2 separate regions of the Homo sapiens genome follow, and region 1 is linked to region 2. Evidence: chromatin loops called from intact Hi-C (ENCODE). Cell type or tissue: heart right ventricle. All regions are shown on one strand. Links, peaks and the distances in the headings refer to the core of each region. The heading gives the core; the rest is flanking DNA.

Evidence for each region. A loop is a pair of places that touch in the nucleus more often than their neighbours do. Peaks named below come from ENCODE experiments on the same cell type or tissue, not always from the same donor. Only the 100,000 strongest peaks of a DNase experiment are listed, where the experiment ranks them.
Region 1: it touches region 2 in a loop (17-fold over the local background); 36 of 110 quality-filtered maps call a loop at or near these places.

The regions. Positions count from the first base shown.
Region 1 is chr12:47,648,500-47,654,525 of GRCh38, reverse strand. No RefSeq gene overlaps it. Among named protein-coding and RNA genes, the nearest start is that of RPAP3, 55 kb to the left of the region's middle. In heart right ventricle, for the core only: a CTCF peak has its summit at 2,718 (motif pointing left); DNase peaks (open chromatin) are centred at 1,881, 2,705 and 2,893; H3K4me3 peaks cover 280 bases.
Region 2 is chr12:47,835,648-47,841,673 of GRCh38, reverse strand. It overlaps LINC02354 (long intergenic non-protein coding RNA 2354), which reads right to left. Exons shown (of 3, transcript XR_007063292.1): 3 at 1,566-3,856. It overlaps VDR (vitamin D receptor), which reads left to right. Exons shown (of 10, transcript NM_000376.3): 10 at 1-137. Among named protein-coding and RNA genes, the nearest start is that of LINC02354, 9.5 kb to the right of the region's middle. In heart right ventricle, for the core only: CTCF peaks have their summits at 2,703, 2,910 (motif pointing right), 3,691 and 3,893 (motif pointing right); DNase peaks (open chromatin) are centred at 2,972 and 3,883; H3K27ac peaks cover 403 bases.

The DNA.
Region 1 (6,026 bases), core at 672-5,671, 190 kb after region 2:
TCTTAACTTCTGAGAGATACAGATGGATAGCAGAATAGTAGGATGGGAATTGCTGTGGCACCTTTCTTGAATGGCACATCAAAGCCCAGACCTGTTCACTCAGGAGAGATCTTGGGATGGAGAACAGTGGTAGAATTGTTATTTGGTTTGTCTCTTAAAGATTCTTAAATTTTATGTGACACTTCAGCATTTAAACTTCATGCTGTCGAAATACCAACGTGAGAGGTCAGAGGAAAAGAAGATAAAGAGTGCAGGCACTCAGGCAGTTGACATGGGTAAAACTAAATATTTGGGCCTCACTAGAATCTTTCTATTGGTTTACTATCTCTTCAGAGAATAGTGTAAATGAGGAAGATATGCCTGAGTCCTGGGGTCTATTTTAACCTACCACTTATAGCTTGCTTTATTGACATTTCAGATCACCCAAGCCAGTGAACACATTCATGATGATCCTGAAGCTGATCGTGGGGGAAAATGTTTTATAAAACTAGGGGCATCCTTTGGGTGGATGAAACCGATGAAATCAGGATGAAACAAGCAGATTAATAAGGGTTGAGCATAGGCCATAAGAAATATTAAAAAACATATAAAACTGTCATCAATGATAAAATATTCTCCGCTACTAACAAGTTACTGAAATATATCAAACGTTCTTCTGATCCTTGGCTGGTTCTCTTTGAGGAATGAGTCGCTGCAGTTAGTTTCTGCCACCTCGGGATGGAGACCAGTGGGCTCCGGGCAGAGCACTGAGGAGGCACTTGCTAAATGTTCACTGAATGAAAAGCGAGTAAAGCTGGAGACTGTTGTGGCCATGCATTGTCCATGAACACCAGGCAAAAGTTATAAATTAATTTGATTGTAAATTAATTTGATATTATAAAAGGAAAACTAAAACCATTCTGTAACCAGAGTAGTGGAAATACACGAAAATAGATGACTCCGTCATACCATCGATCCTGTACTAGAACAGAATTTGCAATACCATTTAGAATACTTCTGGAACTCTGTCCCAGTAAGAGCAATAGAAGATGAGCTTTTATCACAACAAAGTGCTCTGAGCTGTATAGTTTTCTTGACTTGTTTTTTTTTTTTTTTTTTTTTTTTTTGAGACAGAGTCTTGCTCTATTGCCAGGCCTGGAGTGCAGTGGCACAATCTCAGCTCACTGCAACCTCTGCCTCCTGGGTTCAAGCAATTTTCCTGTCTCAGCCTCCTGAGTAGCTGGGATTACAGGTGTGCACCACCACGCCCAACTATTTTTTGTATTTTTAGTAGAGACGGGGTTTTACCATGTTGGCCAGGCTGGTCTCGAACTTCTGACCTCAGGTGATCTGCCTGCCTCAGCCTCCCAAAGTGCTGGGATTTCAGGGGTGAGCCACCATGCCTGACCCTTCTTGACATTTTCAGTTTATCTTATTTGACCCTTGCAACTGTGTTCAGTGAGATATTTAGAGCAGCTGTTACTTGGATAGGAAAACAAAGAGCTGAAAAGGTTAAATTACATGCCCAAAGTTATGTCAATAATGACATAACTCAGACTCTGTGCTGTTTCCAGTAACCTCTATCAGGTCCCCTCTTATGGAATCCAGTAATGATGTGGACTTTACTGAGTAAACCCCTAGCACTGCAAACCATTGAGTGTGGATTCAGTGGTGCTACAGACTGAATGTTGTGTCCTACCCAAAATCCATATGTTGAAATCCTAATCCCCACTGTGATGGTATGTGGAGACGGGGCCTTTGGGAGGTAACTGGGCCATGAGGGTGGAGCCCTCATGCTGGGATTACTACCCTTATTAAAAAGGAACAGGAAAGAGCTGCTTCTTCCCCCACCCCACCCCCGTTCTCTCTGGCTCTTTTTCTGTCTGTCTCTGTCCTCTGCCACGTGAGGATACAGTGAGACAACAGCCATCTGCAAACCAGGAAGAGGGCCCTCACCAAACACCAGGTCTGCTGGCTTCTTGATCATGGACTTATCAGTGTCCAGAACTGTGAGAAATAAATGTTTCTTGTTTAAGCCACCCAGTGTATGGTATTCTTAAAATAGCCTCCTGAACTAAGAGACATGAAAACTAGAATTGGTCTGCCTATCAGTGGGATTATAAATGTGCAGTGTATTTTAAAGAGTTGATCTCCAAAGTACAGTACTTAGCACGTAATATGAAGTTAATAAATGTTTGCTAGATAAAGGAACGAATGCAGGCAGTATAGAATGAGAATGAAGTATCCAGATGAAGCCTTAAGTTTGGCTGAAAGCACTTGTCTGAACATTTAAAGACCTTTTCATCATCAATGAGGATTATTTTAATTCCCTTTTATAGGATTGTGTTCAGAGTGTTCCTCCCCAAAATGTTTTTTGAATACCAAATGAATGTAAAAAGGAATAGGGTTATAATGTTCTGTTTCTCATGTGGAACTCCCTTGTTCATGGCAGTTCAAATAGACTAATATTAGCTAATATTTATATACATCCTACTGTGTGGCAGGCACTTTACCAAGGGTTTTGCATATATTATCTCAATCCTAGAAACATGCAGAATAGGTTTTCCTGTGAAGCTGGGGGTCAAGCAGAAGCTAGTCTGACTTAGACGCTCATATTCTTCCTCGTACACTGCAGTGGTTGCTGAGCCACTGTCAGGATAACACAAGAGCACAGCGGCTGGAGAAGGCAGGCTGGCAGCTGGCATTTCTTCGGTATTACTACCACCTACTGGATGTTCAGAAAATAACAGTATGCATGTGGCAGAAAGCATTCTGATAGGAATAAAAATGAAAGTGAATTTTAATTTCTTAAGATTTTCGGCCAGGCGCGGTGGCTCACGCCTGTAATCCTAGCAGTTTGGGAGGCCAAGGCGGGCAGATTGCCTGAGCTCAGGAGTTCGAGACCAATCTGGGCAACATGGCAAAACCCCATCACTACTAAAATACAGAAAATTAGCTGGGCATGGTGGTGCATGCCTGTATTCCCAGCAACTCCGAAGGCTGAGGCACGAAAATCACTTGAGCCTGGGAGGCAGAGGTTGCAGTGAGCTGAGATTGCACCACTGCACTCCAGCCTGAGCAATAGAGTGAGACCCTGTCTCAAACAAAAAAAGATTTTGACTGCTTAGTATCTGTAAAAGTCTCCTTCTAGTGCATATAGCAAAAATGAAGATGTAATCTTTGATCATGTTGTTCAGTATTGAAACCTGGGAGGAGGATATAGTGAAAGGAGGGAGTACGGCAGACAGTTTGTTACGGCAAGTTCATTCAGCCAGCATACAGGTCCTGGTGGCCTTCTCTGTGCCAGTCACTGTGGTGGTTGGCTTGAGTAGTTGGCAGACAGGAAGGGATGTCAGTGCTTATTTGGGCCCTGTTATGAGACATTGGATTTACTCTGTCCTGTAGCCTGACAGTCCTGGGCCACGGTCACGTAGGGAAGCTGTGGAATCATGGTGGAGTGTCCAGACAGGGAGCATACCTCAAAGTCAGTGCCTAACTATGGCTAGGTCAGAACTCCCATCTTCCTACATCAAGGACAGCCCCCTTCCTAATGTGTCACAAGGTCTTTCTAGGGACTTGTGGGGGAGTGTGTGGGCAGCATTTTTCCTCCCCTCAGTACTTCAGTGCATGAGACCTAGATTTAAGCTAAATATTGACTAAATTTTGAAGAGGAGGTGTCACAAAAATGCATTTAGAAAGGAATGTGCAGAAAGGGCTGTTCTTCCTTGAGAGAGGGGGGTGTGTGTGTGCATGGACATGGTGGGCAATGCTGTTTGTGTGTAATATTCAGGTCGGCTTTACTGGCCTACAGAGATACCTGCTTTTCTTCTACTTCCCCTTCTCAGTTTCTAACATCAGTGAGTCATTTTGATGTTTACTTTATGAGGCCTCTTTAAGTGGTAAAATACAGTGATTTTGTTTAGTCTCACTTGGATAATTGAATATGCATTTCTGTAACATCAGAGAAAAACTATATTTAACTATTAAGTCAACACAGACCCTGAATTATGATGAAGTAGCACACTTGCAATGGCAAAAAGCCAAGTTGACACCAAGAAGTGTCATAGTTTTGTGGTCATTGATTTGATTTCTCAAAGATTATGCCATGTTCAGTTATGTCTTTTCTACACTTTGTACCAAGCCTTTTGTGAGTGCTAAACATCTTTGAATTATCTGTGATGAGGTATTGCTCACTGGGCAGGTATTAGTTTATGAGGATGGTGAAAAGACCAAAGGAAAGGACTCACTCACAATTCTGTCCAACAATAAATAGAGTTGACTGAGATGGCAGTGTTTTTTTCCAGCTGAAGTTGCTACCTGGCTGGGTGTGGTGGCTCACGTCTGTAAGCCTAGCACTTTGGGAGGCTGAGGCAGGTGGATCACTTGAGGTCAGAAGTTCGAGACCAGCCTGGCCAACATAGTGAAACCCCATCTCAACTAAATATACAAAAATTAGCTGGGTGTGGTGACACGCACCTGTAGTTTCATCTACTCGGGAGGCTGAGGAAGGAGAATCTCTTGAACCTGGGAGGTAGAGGTTGCAGTGAGCTGAGATCACACCACTGCAGCCTGGCCAACATAGTGAAACCCCGTCTCAATGAAATACACAAAAATTAGCTGGGTGTGGTGACACGCACCTGTAGTTTCAGCTACTCGGGAGGCTGAGGAAGGAGAATCTCTTGAGCCTGGGAGGTGGAGGTTGCAGTGAGCTGAGATCACACCACTGCACTCTTAACCTGGGTGGCAGAGCGAGACTCTGTCTCAAAATGAAAAATGAAATTAAATTAAATAAAATAAAAAAATAAAAGTAAAATGTAAAATAAAATAATAAAATAAAGTTGCTATCAACCTTATTTTAACCCTAACATCCTACAATTCAAGACCTGGGGCAGTATTATCCATAGAGTCTGGCAGTAGTGGAAGCTCTGCATGGTTACAGACTTTATCATAATGTCCTCACCTCTGGCCCTGAACTAGCCAGCAACCTCAAAGTGCCAGAGGGTTCCTGCCAAATACGTTTCCCTCCTGGCTTGTCAGAATGCCTGAAAATCCTGTCCTAGACTTCTTAGAGACACAAACATTTTAAACTTAGCCCAGGTATTACTATAATTTGAAAATAGTAACATATGAGCTAATTTGTCCATTAACAAAGACGATTTTATTTTATCAGTCCCATGCTTTGGAGAGGAGGATCCTGAAGGAAACTAAAAGCAGGCCTCGGGAGGCAAAAGCCAAGATAGGGTTTAGGTTAAGTCAGAAGTGAAAAAGGATGATTTAACCGGGGACATGAAGCATAAAGAAAGTAGGTATAGATAGTCTTTTTACCTCCCACAGGCTCAGAGTTTTGCCTTAGTTGGGGCTGGAGAGGCTGAGATCCCAGGCTGATAAATTTGACATAGAGGTTTTCCTGAGTAGACTCAGTACTAGGTAATCATAACTTATGGCTCTGGTTATTGTTACCTCAGTGATAGATTGAGCTTAATGGAGGGTAGGGTTCAGTAGGATGTTGCAAGGCAGCTACCATGTGCCTTTAACTCCCACCGCAAACCAAATAGCAAAGCCATCTGAAGCCCGCAATTTGCTGGAAGGGCAGAAGCAAAAATAAAGAACCAGATTCAAATGAACTTCTGTAACTACCATCAGGATATCCTCAAGGGCTCTAGCTTTAGAGGGTCATCTGTCCCATTGATGCTGGAAAACATAACCTGAGCCTCTTTCTTGTGTCACTAGAAGATATCAGTCTTTGTTGGGTCCCAGCAACACCTACCTAGGGAGTGTTTACACACACACACAAATCCAGCCATACTGTTCCCTGTCAGCTCTCCTGTGGGCAGCTGCCCAGGCTTCCCTGCTGTGGTTGTAGCCTCGTTTCTAGGCTTCCTCTCCACCCCAGGCCTGCTTAACACCAGGCATGGATGCAGTCCCTTCCGTTAGCCTTCCAAACACAGCTGATACTAGAAGGCACAGTTTAACAATACTTTACCATATACTTGAAGATACCACTGGGGCCTTATGGGACACAAATGAACTTTAAAACCAGGCACCCC
Region 2 (6,026 bases), core at 860-5,859:
AGAAAAAAAGTTTGCCAGAAGTTTGTCAAGTCAACCAATGTAGAAAGCTTTGCTTATGGTAATAAAAATGGCTCATACTTATATAGCACTTACTTTGTTGCAAGTACTGCTGTAAATAAATGCTTTATGCAAACCAATTTGCCTTATCCTTATAAGGACCTTATGGGAGATGAATCATTATTACCCCCATTTGACAGAAAGGATAGCTTGAGCAATGCCACACTAGCAAGGGATGGGATTTGAACCTTCAGCAGCTAGGTTCAGAAGCCACAAATTAACTGCTACATTGTCCTGCTTCCTATTGAGTTGGGGGACCTGACAGACGACTGATGGTCTTGCTAGCTCTCTCCTAGAGAGGAGATAAAAGAGGTTCCCATTCCTAAAGCAGGCCCTGAGCCAGGAAAATTAGAGGTGCTGGACCAAACTGTGCTCTACTCCCAGGAAGTGTGCAGTCAATATATGACACCTACGTGAGACCCTCAAAAATGAAAACCAAACAGCTACTGGCAAAACTGTGTCTGCCATTAGAGATGGCGGCTGTGCCAGTGACCTGGAGGATTACAAATGACTGCTGTGCAGAAACAGGACTCCTAAGGGGCCCAACTTATGCCGATGCACTCCATTCTGCTTCCCAAGGAAGTGGGGTTTATGATGAAGGGTAGCATTGCTAGGCACAGTAAACAAGAACACAGCATTGTGATCTGAAAATAAGGAAATCATGCCAGCTAATGTATTGATTGAGGATAAGTTGGCCTGGGGATGTGATTCACTCTAATTTTTCAGAAACATCTGAAAATATTTCAAACCAAAGGCTAAAATGTGTTTCAGTGGGATGAGATGGACTTAGGGGAATTGGGGTTAGAACTTGAGGGTTATTTTGTGAAACATGAAGGGACTTAGAGAAAGGAAATCAACAGCTGCATAAATGGGCATGTCTCTGGCTGGAGAAATGTGGAGAATGGAGTTCTGATACACTGTTAGAAGGATCTTATGTAGCATTTTTATAGCTGACCTAGAAGAACACAAAATTTCCAAGGCTGTGTTATAATGCGCTTTTCCAGGTAAACCAAGAGGAATATACCCCAGGAAGGTTGCATAATTAGGATCAAGTGTTTTCAAGTTTTCATATTCCAAGCTTTGGTTCTATGCCTACACTGTTCAATCCAGTAGCCACTAGCTACATGTGAGTATTTAAATGAAATAAAGGTAAACATCTAGCTTGTCAACCGCACAAGCCACAGTTCCAGTATTTGATAACCTCAGGGCTACCGTAAGAGACAGTGCAAATACACAACATTTTCTTCCTTTTTTCTTTCTTCTTTCTTTCTTTTTTCTTTCTTTTTTCTTCTTTTTTTTTTTTGAGACAGAGTCTTGCTCTGTCACCCAGGCTGGAGTGCAGTGGCACAATCTCGGCTCACTGCAACCTCTGCCTCCCAGTTTCAAACCATTCTCCTGCCTCAGCCTCATGAGTAGCTGGGATTACAGGCACCTGACACCATGCCTGGCTAAGTTTTGTATTTTTAGTAGAGACAGGGTTTCACCATGTTGTCCAGGCTGGTCTTGAACTCCTGACCTCAAGTTATCTGCCCGCCTCAGCCTCCCAAAGTGCTGGGATTACAAGCGTGACATTTTCATCATCGCAGAATAGTCTATGGGGCAGCACTGGTCTACACAATGCATTCTTATCTGGTACTAATTGTGAATGACTCCATGAGGATGCTGGCGTCATGTGCTTCTGTTGATCTGTAGGGCAGAATGGCCACTAACTTGACATCATATGGAAGTGCTATAGGGAACATCCTCCCCTTACAATGGGCTATGCCACACCTGGGGTAGTTCGAATGAGTCTGCTTCTTAAAAGAGACATAAAGCAAAAACACTGCACAGACCATGGGGTTGATAGGCTCAAAGCATCATGTGGTATAAATAGCTCACTGGTGTGCTAGGAGTATTGATTCCTTTAGCCCTGGAGCAAGCAAACAGGGCCTGCCAGGAGTGACCACAGCCCTTCAATTTCCCCAGCTTCTACCAGGCTCCTTGCAGGCTGCCTGTGCAGTGCAGGTCGGTCTGCCTGCCCCATGGTCCCTGCAGATGACAAGAAGGATGGATGCTGTCTGACACCTCCAGCATGGCCAAGGAGATGGCTCATCATGCTGACATCCTATAGGCAACTAGTCCTCATTGTGGGCAGGGAGCCCGTGAGGCTGATGGGGAGTCTGTGCTCCTCAAGACCCAGAAGCACAGCAGGGTGTGGAGCCTGTGGCTGGCAGGGGGAATCTGAGAGCTCGCTGCTCCAGACAGCTGCTCCGAATCTCTGTATGCACGCATGTGATATATGATATACGGGATGGTGTTGCAAGTTGGGTTCCAGGGACGTAGACTCTGAAATGCAGGTTGAAGTGCAGGGAGCTTGTTAGGGAGCAGTCTCAGGATTATCAGCCCTGGTGGAAGGGAAAGAAGTAGAATTAGCAGTGGGAGAAGTTGGGCTGCAAAGCAGTCTCAGTGAAGGTCTCAATCAACCCGTGTGGGGATCTCTGAAGCTGGGATGGCCCTTTGGATTGCCCCAAGATGAAGTGAGGGAGACACTTCTATATTCCTGCATCAGGTAGTCATTGGACGCAGGCTGTTCCCTGAAGAGCATGTGATTTCATTGACATGACCTCAGCTAGGCGGCTCTTTTCAGCCTGTGGCCCATAGGACATGTCCATAAGGGGTGTTTTCTTCACATTCTATACAACCTGGTGAGCACTTCTGGAGTGAGCTGCTCTGGCTTGGGGAGACGCTGGAAGAGTTCCAGGCCCTCTCCTGTGGCTCTATCCAAGGAGAGTGCTGACTCCAAAGGAGGGGGTTCCCAGCCTCCCCTCAGTTATGGATTAGCTGGGTTATTTTTCCTAAATCATCTTGAGTTTCACCACGAGGTGGTGCTACTGCCCTACAGGGATAGCTTTGAGCCACTTGCCTGGCCCCCCGCCCCCAAAGCCCCAATCACATCCCCCTTCCACCCTTTCTCTATCTCCATGATATGAGTGAGATTCAGCAAGGCTCTGAGTCTCTGCTACTGAGGGCATCTGGTGGTGCTTACCTCTCCTCATGCCAGCGACATGGGGTTAGGGATCTGCTCTCTGGCTTCTCCTCCCAGGCAACAGGGAGTATCTGACCCTCTCACACCTCACCCAAGGGCCTCCCAGGGTCTTGTGCCCCGGGCCTCTGAGCATAGTCCGTGCTGACAGTGAGCGAGGCTGCAGGTTCCCTCTGAGGTCCAGCCAAGTTATGTAGTCCTTCCAGTGTTTCTAACCAGCCACACCACCGAGCTCAGTGCTGGGGATATGGCGATGAACAAGACAGTCGCCACCCCCAAGAAAAGCACTGTGCAGTGGGAGAAGACAGCCCTACAGACAGATGAGTACTAGGCATGCCAAGTGGAAGCTGCAAAGTGTTAACAAGTTAAAAGTAACAGTTAACAAGTAAACTGCTGTCTCCCAGGCCTGGCTCTGCCATTTGCTATTTGTATGACCCTGGGCAAGTTACTTAATGTTTTTGAGCCTCAGTTTCTTCACAGAATGGTAACAATAATAGTACCTACCTCATAGATTTGCTGTTGTTGTGATATAATCTGTGTAAAGCATTTATAACAGTACCTGGCACGTAGTTATCAATCATGTGTTGGCCAACATCACTATTGGGTTGCTGAGATGGCCAAATAAGTTTTTATCAAGGAGGTGACATTGCTCCCACATTCCGACCTCCGATCCCTGATGGGCCCTCTAGATTCACTCCAGGCTGATTTTTTGGGGCGCCTCTTCCGGATCTCAGCTTCTTGGTGCTAGGGACTCCTGCTCCATGATATCTACCAGAACTGAGAGAAGGTGTCATTGTACCACCTGGCCACCAGGGGGCAGGTGTGCCACTTAATAAACCAAATTGGCCCCAGCCGAAAGCTGCCTGGGGAGAAAAGTGTGGGAAAGAGGTGGGAAGATAGGAATATAAATCTGAAATGCATGGAACTCTAGTGACTACTGTCCCCAACTTCTTTCAGTCATGTTCTTTATTTGTCAATGTCAATCCTTCAACAATCACCAACACCTGGACTTCACTACATGCGTATTTACTGACCTATAATTAATGTCAGTATTCTCTGGCAAGGGGTGGCTTATGCCCAGAGAAAAGGGAATCAAGACAAGTTTCAAGAATCGGGTTTGATCGATTCATTTATCCCCATGTTTGTTGGAACCCTGCTTCTCTGATGAGGTATAAACCCCACCATGATCTCTTCAGTGTCATTTGTCTTTGTTCCAGACATTGAAACTTAACCGACCACCGTGTCTGGGTACGTGCAGTTCTCTGAACGTGCAGCTCTGTGGCTTGCCTCTAAACCAGAGTTTCTCAAGCATTTGGGTCCTGGCATCCTTTTACTCTCTTAAAAAGAAGGACCCCAAAGAACTTTTGTGTGTGTGGGTTAGATTCATCAATATGTACCATTAGAAATTAAAACAGACATTTTTAAAGTGTATTCTTTAAATGTGGCAATAATGAATCTATTAAAAGTTAGAACAAATAACACATTTTTTTCTTTAAAATAACCAGTTTCCAAAGTAAAACTAATTTAATGACAAGACAGTATTGTTTCACAGTTTTGCAAATCTCTTTAATGTCTGGTTTAGTAGAAGGCAGCCAGATTCTCATATTGGCTTCTGCATTCAACCTGTTATGATATCATGTGTCAAGAAGCCTCCGGAAAACTCCACTGTACACTTGTGAGAAAATGAGAGTCAAAAAGGCTAATAATGTCCCTGCTAGAAAATGAAATGCAAACAGACTTATGCAAATTTAAACACCTTCCTTTCAACTTCAGAACCTGTGAAGTTAATTCCATGTGGCTTCAGAAACTTCATACTAACTCCTCTCCCTAAAGTGTCTGCCACATCCCCCTCATTCTGTACTTGGCTAATTCGTGTGTGTGTGTGTGTGTGTGTGTGTGTGTGTGTGTGTGTATGTGTGAAAGAGAAGGACAGAAAGAGAGAGAGATGGTCTCTCTGTGGCCTAGGCCGGAGTGCATGATCATAGCTCACTGCAGACTCAAACTCCTGGGCTCAAGCAATCCTCTCATCTCAGCCTCCTGAGCAGCTGGGACCACCGGCACACTCAGCTAATTTTTTTGTGTTTTGTAAAGACGAGGTCTCTCTATGTTGCCTAGGCTAGTCCTGAACTCCTGACTTGAAGCAAACCCCCTCCCTTCCTCCCAAGCCTTGGCCTCTCAAAGTGCTGGGGTTACAGGTGTGAGCCACCGTGCCTGGCCACCAATTTGTTTTTGACTAAATGCAGAATGTAGCATTTGTCCCTCTTTATATTTATCTGATTTTATTATCCCACACTGGCCTGCTCGAATGTTTTGAATCCTCATTTTGTCATCCAGTATTCTCACCATCCCTCCTGCTCTTGCATCTTCCAAAAGCTAGGTCTGCAGACCATATTCAGAGTTGACTGAGACAGAGCCAAAGACTGTGTCCTCTTGCAGGTTAACATTAGCTCATGAACCAGAAGCTCTTTGGTTCAGTTGTTCAAGACCTCACCGATAAGGAAGGGAAGCGGGTGGGTAATGAGAGACTGAGCCTCAGGTGAGGGGAGTCATTGGAAAGACTCAGGTACCACAGGAATGCGGGGAACTTGTCAATGCTGCCACAGCCCCTCCCTCCTCAGGACTCAACAGCCTCACTCCAAGTCTGAACAGACTCTTTAAGAATTAGACAGATCTGAGCCAAGGGTCACAGATCCAGGGTTATTTGATCTAGGGGATGCACAAGGGGTGGATCAAGTATCAAATTTCAAGCTGGGTTGTTCTGCAAATTGTCTGAGCTGGACTCTGGGAAGGAAGGCATGGCCTCCTAGATACTGGTTGCTGAGAGGAGGAAGGCAGGAAGAAGCTCCCGTGAGCTCCTGGGGGTAGTGGGCAGAGCTCCCCTTAGACCTCCAGACCTTGGTGGTGAAAGGAGAAGTCACACATAGCCTGGTCGACAGCCCTTATTTAG